Linked DNA regions of Homo sapiens: all the other regions are linked to region 3. A link is a loop called in an ENCODE intact Hi-C map of the cell type or tissue named here. Cell type or tissue: HCT116. All regions are shown on one strand.

Region 1 (2,500 bases), 58 kb after region 3:
GGGCAAAGGCTTTCTTCATCCAACTTCCTCCCGTTGCTGTTCCTGAGTCCAGTGCTTGGAGGGCAGGGCGTGGGGTGTGCCAGGGACCTCAGTGTTCCTGTGGGAAGGGACTGAGATGTTTGCTGTGGAATTCTGACCCTGGTCAAGGCTGTCAGGCTGAGTGGGCAGGAAAGAATGTGGAAAATTGGGAAGTGGGTGCTGCTGTTACCCCATCAGGCTCCAGCTGGGAGTGAGATGTGGGGGATGGGTGCAGGTCTGAGTGCCAGGGAGAGAAGCCAGGCACCCGAACTCCTAGCCAGCTCACTTAGCCTGCACCGTCCATAGGGGAAGGGCTGGGGCGGCTGATGGGTTCAGATCTTGCCCTAACCTTCCTCCAGCCCCTGAGATTTTCCCTAAGCTGGGAAAGCCTGTGAGAGGTTTATGGAGTCCATTCCTCAGTCTCCACATAGTGCAGCTCCCTCTGCAGCAAAGACGGGGGTGGCTCTCTCTACAGATTCCTGAGCCCCACATCGTCTGCCAGCAAGAGAGCCTGCTCTCCTGCTGCCACTCTGGGGATCCCCTGCCACCTTCAGCCCATTCTTGCTGCAGATGACAGACTGGGAGATACCTGGCTTGTGGTGAGACCTCAACCTGGGATCCTTGCACCCAGCTGCTGCCTCTGAACTGCTCCACTGGACCTCTGGAAGTGCTCGGTGTGGGCCTGGACCTGGGAGACCTGCACTCCCAGCCCGCTTGAGGCCTGCTGCATGTCCTGGGCACTGAAGTGGCCACACATCCTGGATGCCTGGTGCAGCAGGTGCTGGCTGTGCCCCCTGCCTTCTGGCCTCTGAGGACATGAGTGCAGCGCCTGTACTGTCTGGTGTGAGGCAGCAACGGTCTGACAGTGACCGGCCCCTGCTGCAAGTCAGTGCCTCTCATTTGCAGGCCTGCAGCACCCCCTCAATCCAGGAATGCTGCATCGCTTTCTGTGGCCTGTTATTAAATATGCTGGTGATGCAAGCTTCAGGTCTATGATCTGTCTCCAGCCTTTGACTCTAGGAATTAGTGGTTTGTTCCCCGACTCCCCTCCAGTTTTACCTATTTCTAGCAGATATAGCAACCCCAGCCCCTGTCCCCTGGCCTCTCCTCAGTGGTGGCTTTTCCCCTTGCACCTTCAGATCCACATCTTCCGAGGGTGGGTGTGAAGTGGGGGCAGAAAGCCACCCTCACGCCAGCACTCGGCTGCCCCCCTGTGGCCAGTGTGGGCAAGAGCACCGCTTCATTCAACCAGTCACTGTTGGGGTCTGTCTCATCAGAGTCCAGCCTGAGCCTCGGCTTTGAGATGGGAGTGGGTATCGTGAGCATGTGCATGGAATTCTAGATTGCAAAACTTTCCTAAACCTCAGTCTCTTAGTTTATAAAATGTAGGTGACAATATCATAGGTTTGTCATTGATCAAATAGGTAACATGCTTATTTATTGAAAAAAGTCTTTCTGCATAGTAATCATCCTGTGGCATCATTATTTTCCCTGAACCTGACCATTCCTAGAGAGGAGAAGAAGAGAAGAGGAGAGGAGAGAAGAGAAGAAGAGAGGAGAGAAGAGAAGAGGAGAGGAGAGAAGAGGTATAGAACCAGCCCTCTATTCCTGGGAACACTCATTTTATTCTCTTTTCCATGAGTATTTACTGAGTGACCGCTCTGTGCCAGGCATACTCTGGGACGTGGGGATGAGGAGATAAACAAGACAGGGCTGGGTGCAGTGGCTCATGCCTGTAATGCCAGCACTTTGGGAGGCCGAGGCAGGTGGATCACGAGGTCAGGAGTTTGAGACCAGCCTGGCCAACATGGTGAAACCCCGTCTCTACTAAAAATACAAAAATTAGCTGGATGTGGCGGTGCATGCCTATAATGGGGAGAATTGCTTGAATCCAGGAGGCAGAGGTTGCAGTGAGCCGCGATCGTGCCACTACACTCCAGCCTGGGTGACAAAGCAAGACTCCATCTCAAAACAACAACAACATCAACCACAAAAAAAAAAACAAACAAAAAAAAACAAACAAAAACCACAAAAAAACAAGACAGAACCCCTGCCCCTGAAGAGCTCACATTCTAGTAAACAGTGGTGCTCACAAAACTGAAGTTAAAGTAGACAATGAAAAGAGCCCAGAGTGAAAGAGCCGAGAGCAGAGAATGAGAGCTCTGCTGGGATTAGCAAAGCACAACTCACAGAGGAAGTGGCATCACCACTGGGCATTTACCTGGCAAGAAGAGGGCAAGAGCATTTCAGGCAGAGATTTGGAGGTGTGAAGCAGCGAGCTTCGGAAGCAGGGGGGCTGGGGCAGGGCGGATGAGGGAGGTGTGACCAGGGTGGTGGGTAGGGCCAGACTGGGCAGGAGTTGGAGCTTACCCCAGGAGCAGTGAGGTGTCTGGAAGGTTTCATACGGGAAGTGACATGTTAAGATCTGGATCTTAAAGAACTTGGGGGTAAGTCTGTGGTGGGGATAGCAGGCTGGAAGTAG
Region 2 (2,500 bases), 130 kb before region 3:
GATTTCTCCCAGAAGAGCTCTGAAGGCCACTATGGTGGACTGGAAGGGACTCAAGGGTAACTTGATCCTGAATAAGGCACTTAAATTTCTCTTGCCTCGGCTTTCACATCTGTTAAATGGAGAAAATGGGGGCTATTGGAAGGATCCACTAGCTAGTATGGGTGAAAGAGTTCCATAAACTGTAAAGTACTATCAAGAGGTGACGTATTAAGGAAGAGCCCCGGGGAAGTGAGTTGGATTAAACAGCTTCAGGGCCTCCAGGATGGAGCTAGATTTCTTTCCTCCCCACCCACTGCTGAAATCATGGCATAGGAAGCCAGCCTTGGCATTGGACATCATAGACAGAGAAAGAAGCTACATCGATAGTCGTGGATCAGCATCGTGGCAAAATGCCTCCCTGGGAGTTGGCCTGTGACCTTGGACAAGTTACTTACACTTTCTGAGCCTCACAGGTGTCACTTGCAGAATAGAGGTAAGAGTAACATGTTCACCATAGGGCTGTTATAAGAATTGAATGAGATGACGCAGCACTTGGCATCATACCTGGCTCTATCTATCTGTATCTATATCTATATATTTTGAGATATGGTCTTGTTCTGCTGCTCATGCTGGAGTGCAAGGTTGTGATCATAGCTCACTGCAGGCTTGAACTCCTGAACTCAAAGGATCCTCCCGCCTCAGCCTCCCAAGTAGCTGGGACTATAAGTGTGTGCCACCACACCTGGAAAACTTTTTAATTTTTTTGTGGAGATAAAGTCTCACTATGTTGCCAAGGCTGGTCTCAAACTCCTGGGCTCAAGCGATCCTCCTACCTCAGCCTCCCAAAGTGCTGGGATTATAGTTGTGAGCCACCACGCCTGGCCCATTTTCTTTTCTTTCTTTCTTTCTTTTCTTTTTTTTTTTGAGATGGAGTCTCATCTCTGTCACCCAGGCTAGAGTGCAGTGGCTTGATCTCAGCTCACTGCAACCTCCGCCTCCCAGGTAGCTGGGATTACAGGCATGCGCCATCACACCTGGCTAATTTTTGTATTTGTAGTAGAGATGGGGTTTCACCATGTTGGCCAGGCTGGTCTTGAACTCCTGACCTTAGGTGATCCACCCGCCTCAGCCTCCCAAAGTGCTGGGATTACAGGCATGAGCCACCGTGCCCGGCCTCTGTTTTCTTATTTAATCTGCACAGCCTTCCTATTTTGCAGTTGAGGAAATTGAGGCTATAAAGTTTAGGCAACTTGCCCAATGTCACCAATTGGTAAGTGGCAAAGCAGTGCTTGGAGCTCAAGTCTGTGAGATTCCAAAGCCTGCGCTCATTCCACTGTAGCACATGGCATCTGCTTGCAGCCAGGGAGGATTAAACTTTGAGCCTCTGATTCTTTGAGCCTCTCCCTCCACCTCCAACCTGCTCAGGGACGACTACTGTACCTTCAAGGCCAGGGAACTAGCCCTCTGTGGTTCCCTAGGCCCCTCTGTCCTGGCCGTGGTGGATCTGGTGGAACCCACATTAATGCCTGGGTTCCAGGTTGGAGCATGTTTTCCAGCAGAGGGAGCCTCTCTGCCTTGGAGAAGACCCACCCTTCCAATCCCTGGCCATCTCCAGGACAGCTAGAGTCCCCGGACTTCACTCTAGCAACTCCCCCTCCCATGCCAAGCCATTTCTCTCTAATCCTCTAATAGGTCCTGACAATAGCCTTCCCTCCCCCTCCCAGAACCCTTTCAGGCTGATCAGAGAGAGAGAAGCCTTGAGGCCTGGAGTTGCTGTGGCCTGTGCCTCCCAAAGTCAACCTCTCCTCTAATATCCCTGCCTCCCCCTCCCTCATCACAGCTCCTGAGGCTTCCGAACTCAGTCCCTGTCAGCAGAGGCCAAGAAATCCATAGTGAGGCCCCTGGCTGTGCAGAATGCAGGCACGGCAAAGCCTTTGGAGTCAGACAGACCTGGGTTTCAGTCCTGGCTCTGCCTCTCCCAACCTGAGTCACCTCATGTGTAACATCAAATGATGAGACCACAATTGCTGCCACCCAGGGCTGTCTGTAGCCCAAGCAGTGAGGGGTCTGAGAGGCATTGGGCACCGCCTGGCACATGGTCAGGGCATGGTGGGTCAACAGCAGCCTGGGATTGTACCTGAGCAGCAGTGAGTAAGGGAACAGCCCAGGGTGCAGCTACATGGAGGAGGCTGGCGGATGTGCCCTTGAGGCCCCATGGCCTCCCCTGTGATTCTAGGAAACTATTCTGGTGGCCCAGGAAATGAAAACACACATCTCTGCATCCCCCACCCTAGGCCCACTCCCAGCCCACCTCATCACCACAGTGCTGGCGGCTGGAGGAGCTGCTCCCGGAGTGTACACATGTACACCCTCCACCTGGAAGGCAGAGGGCTCCTATACCTGGGACTGCAGAGTTGGCTGTCCCGACACACACTGGGATGTCAGCCAGGCTTGTGTGGACTCCTGGGGAAGCCTACTCACTCCCGTGTGGGCAGGGACCATGTCTGTGTCCCTAGCCTCT
Region 3 (2,500 bases):
TCTGTGCTGCCTTTTTTTCTCTCTCTCCAAGTGCTTAACTTATGTTTTAAAGCCCAGATTCGGCCAGAGGGGTGGCTCACCAACACTTTGGGAGGCCAAGGCCGGAGGATCTCTTGAGCAGAAGTTCAAGACCAACCTGAGCAACATAGCAAGACCTCGTCTCTACAAAAAATTTTTAAAAATGATCTGAGTGTCTGTAGTCCCAGCTACTGGAGAGGCTGAGATGGGAGGCTCGCTTGAATCCTGGAGTTCCAGGCTGCAGTGAGCCGTGATTGTGCCACTGGCCACTGCACTCCAGCCTGGGTGACAGAGTGAGATCCTGTCACAAGAAAGAAAGAAGAAGAAGAAAAGAAAGAAAGAAAAAGAAAACAAAAAACCAAAAAGAAAAGAAACAACCAAAAAACTAGAGTCAGACAAACCTGGATTTAGGTTCTTGCTCTGTGACTTTATATTTCCACCCTTGAGCAAACCACACAACCTCTACCTTCCTCAGCCTCAGTTTCCTCCTTTGCAAAATGGTGGTAATGCCAGGAATACCCACTTCACAGGCAGCGGTGAGGCCCCGCACACAGCCCAGTGCATGCTGGTTAGGGCTCTCCTTTTGCTTCCTGAGACTGCACGAGCTCTGCCTTCTTCATGCACCACGTGGTAAGGAAGGAGCTGGAGGCCTCCGCCTCTCGGACCTTGCTCACTGCTGCTTTTTTTTTTTTTTTTTTGACAGAGTCTCTCTGTCGCCCAGGCTGGAGTGCAATGGCACAACCCCGGCTCACTGCACCCTCCGTCCCCCGGGTTCAAGTGATTCTCCTGCCTCAGTCTCCCGAGTAGCTGGGATTCCAGGCGGCCGCCACCACGCCCGGCTAATTTGTCATATTTTTAGTAGAGATGGGGTTTCGCCATGTTGGCCAGGCTGGTCTCGAACTCCTGACCTCAGGTGATCCACCTGCCTCGGCCTCCCAAACTGCTGGGATTACAGGGGTGAGCCACCGCCCCAGGCCTCTTTCGGCACTGCCCTCAACCACATGGGCCTCACTGTTCTTCCGGCGTACCCAGACTTTCCCCATCTCAGCGCCTTCCCACCGGTCCTGTGTTTCCATGGCCTTTCCCCGGGTAGGGGCCTTTCTTTTCCTAGCTTCGCTCAGTTCCCTGCTACATTGTCGCCTCCTCGCAGAAGCCGTCTCTGGCCGTTCCGTATCGCTAGCGCCCTCTATCATTCGCTAGCAGCTCACCCGGCTCTGTTTTTCTTCATTGCACTTCTCGTTATGTGCCGTTCTCTTATAAATGTTTTTGTCTTTATCCCTCCCATAGAAGACACCTCCATGAAAGGCCAGGGCTTTCCGAGGTTCTTTTCCTCTGTGGTTCCTAGAAGAGGGCCTGGCACATAGCCGGCCTTGGCTAGCTTTTTGCGTAAATGTGAAGGGATCCACCTTCCTCCCTTATAAGAGGTAGCAGTACCTCCTGTTACCAGCAGAGGGCACCACCGTACAGCACTTGGGGGCCGCAGGGGATCCTGCTGGGATGGGAGGTATTTAAAAAGCCCACAGGCCTCTCCTCCCATAATGTGGGCGCTCCCACAGCTGGGACCGGAAGCAGGAGGGCCCCCTGCGCTAATCTGCCCTGGCAGCAGCGAGCTGGCACGCCCTGGGTGCATCATCCGGTGTGCTCTGGTGCCCAAGGTCGGAATACCCTCACTGGTGGCTTGGACACACCCCTGAGCAGCTGATGCTTCTGGACAGATCACACCCTGTCCCGGGCTCTCAAAATGAGGGCAATGACATGAGCTGCACTGCTCGCTCACGCGTTTGCTGTGAGGTTGGGACAGGAGTGCATGGGAAATGTTTTATGAATGTAAACATGGGACAAATATAATTTATGCACGCCTTTATTGGTAGTGCAGCAGATTGACAACAAACGAGGGGAGAAGATAAGGTATTTAAAGGAAATTGCAAGGCTAAATGAAGGTGGGAATTAAGACAGTGAAGGAGAACGAAGAAGTTAAAAATAACAACTACCTTTCACCAAGAGCTTATTAGGAGCCAAGGCAGAGGAAAGTGATCTCCAAACATTGTCTAATTATAGCCAACACTTACATGGTGCTGACCTCATGCCAGGAACTCTTTAAGTGCTTTATGCATAAAAACTCACTGGATCCTCACAACAACTCAGGGAGGTAGGTCATATCGCTGTCCCGTTCTACACAAGGAAACTGAGGCCCGGACAGCTTAAGTGACTGGCCCAAGGCCACATAGATAGACAGGGCTGGGCAATCTGCCTCCTGGAATGTGCTCTTAAAGCCCCACAGTCACAGCCACACCAAAAGGGAGATATTGTTATTATCATTCCATTTCCCAAACAAGCAACTGAGGCTTAGCAGATGTACAAAGCCCGCCTAAAGCCACACTGGGAATATGTGTATTTGAGCCCAGCTTAACCACCCACCAAACTAGGCCTGCAGGAGCTAGGAGGGGCTTCAGGAATGTGCACAGGTTCTCTCGGAGGGCAG

The links. A loop is a pair of places that touch in the nucleus more often than their neighbours do. Peaks named below come from ENCODE experiments on the same cell type or tissue, not always from the same donor. Only the 100,000 strongest peaks of a DNase experiment are listed, where the experiment ranks them.
Region 1: it touches region 3 in a loop (16-fold over the local background); 107 of 110 quality-filtered maps call a loop at or near these places.
Region 2: it touches region 3 in a loop (5-fold over the local background); 11 of 110 quality-filtered maps call a loop at or near these places.

What each region holds. Positions count from the first base shown.
Region 1 is chr12:52,082,365-52,084,864 of GRCh38, forward strand. SMIM41 (small integral membrane protein 41) reads left to right here. Exons shown (of 3, transcript NM_001369216.1): 2 at 1,530-1,604. It also overlaps the pseudogene OR7E47P. Among named protein-coding and RNA genes, the nearest start is that of SMIM41, 3.9 kb to the left of the region's middle. In HCT116, a CTCF peak has its summit at 1,238 (motif pointing left); no DNase peak of the experiment used is centred here.
Region 2 is chr12:51,893,602-51,896,101 of GRCh38, forward strand. It overlaps the pseudogene LOC102724178. Among named protein-coding and RNA genes, the nearest start is that of ANKRD33, 6.7 kb to the left of the region's middle. In HCT116, a CTCF peak has its summit at 1,536 (motif pointing right); a DNase peak (open chromatin) is centred at 1,560.
Region 3 is chr12:52,024,366-52,026,865 of GRCh38, forward strand. The region is part of intron 1 of LOC124902934 (a long non-coding RNA gene); the gene reads left to right. It also overlaps a transcript of NR4A1 not described here. Among named protein-coding and RNA genes, the nearest start is that of TAMALIN-AS1, 18 kb to the left of the region's middle. RefSeq lists enhancers at 322-1,259, 420-714, 1,260-2,197. In HCT116, a CTCF peak has its summit at 1,429 (motif pointing right); DNase peaks (open chromatin) are centred at 626, 1,196 and 1,386; H3K4me3 peaks cover 1,944 bases; H3K27ac peaks cover 1,561 bases.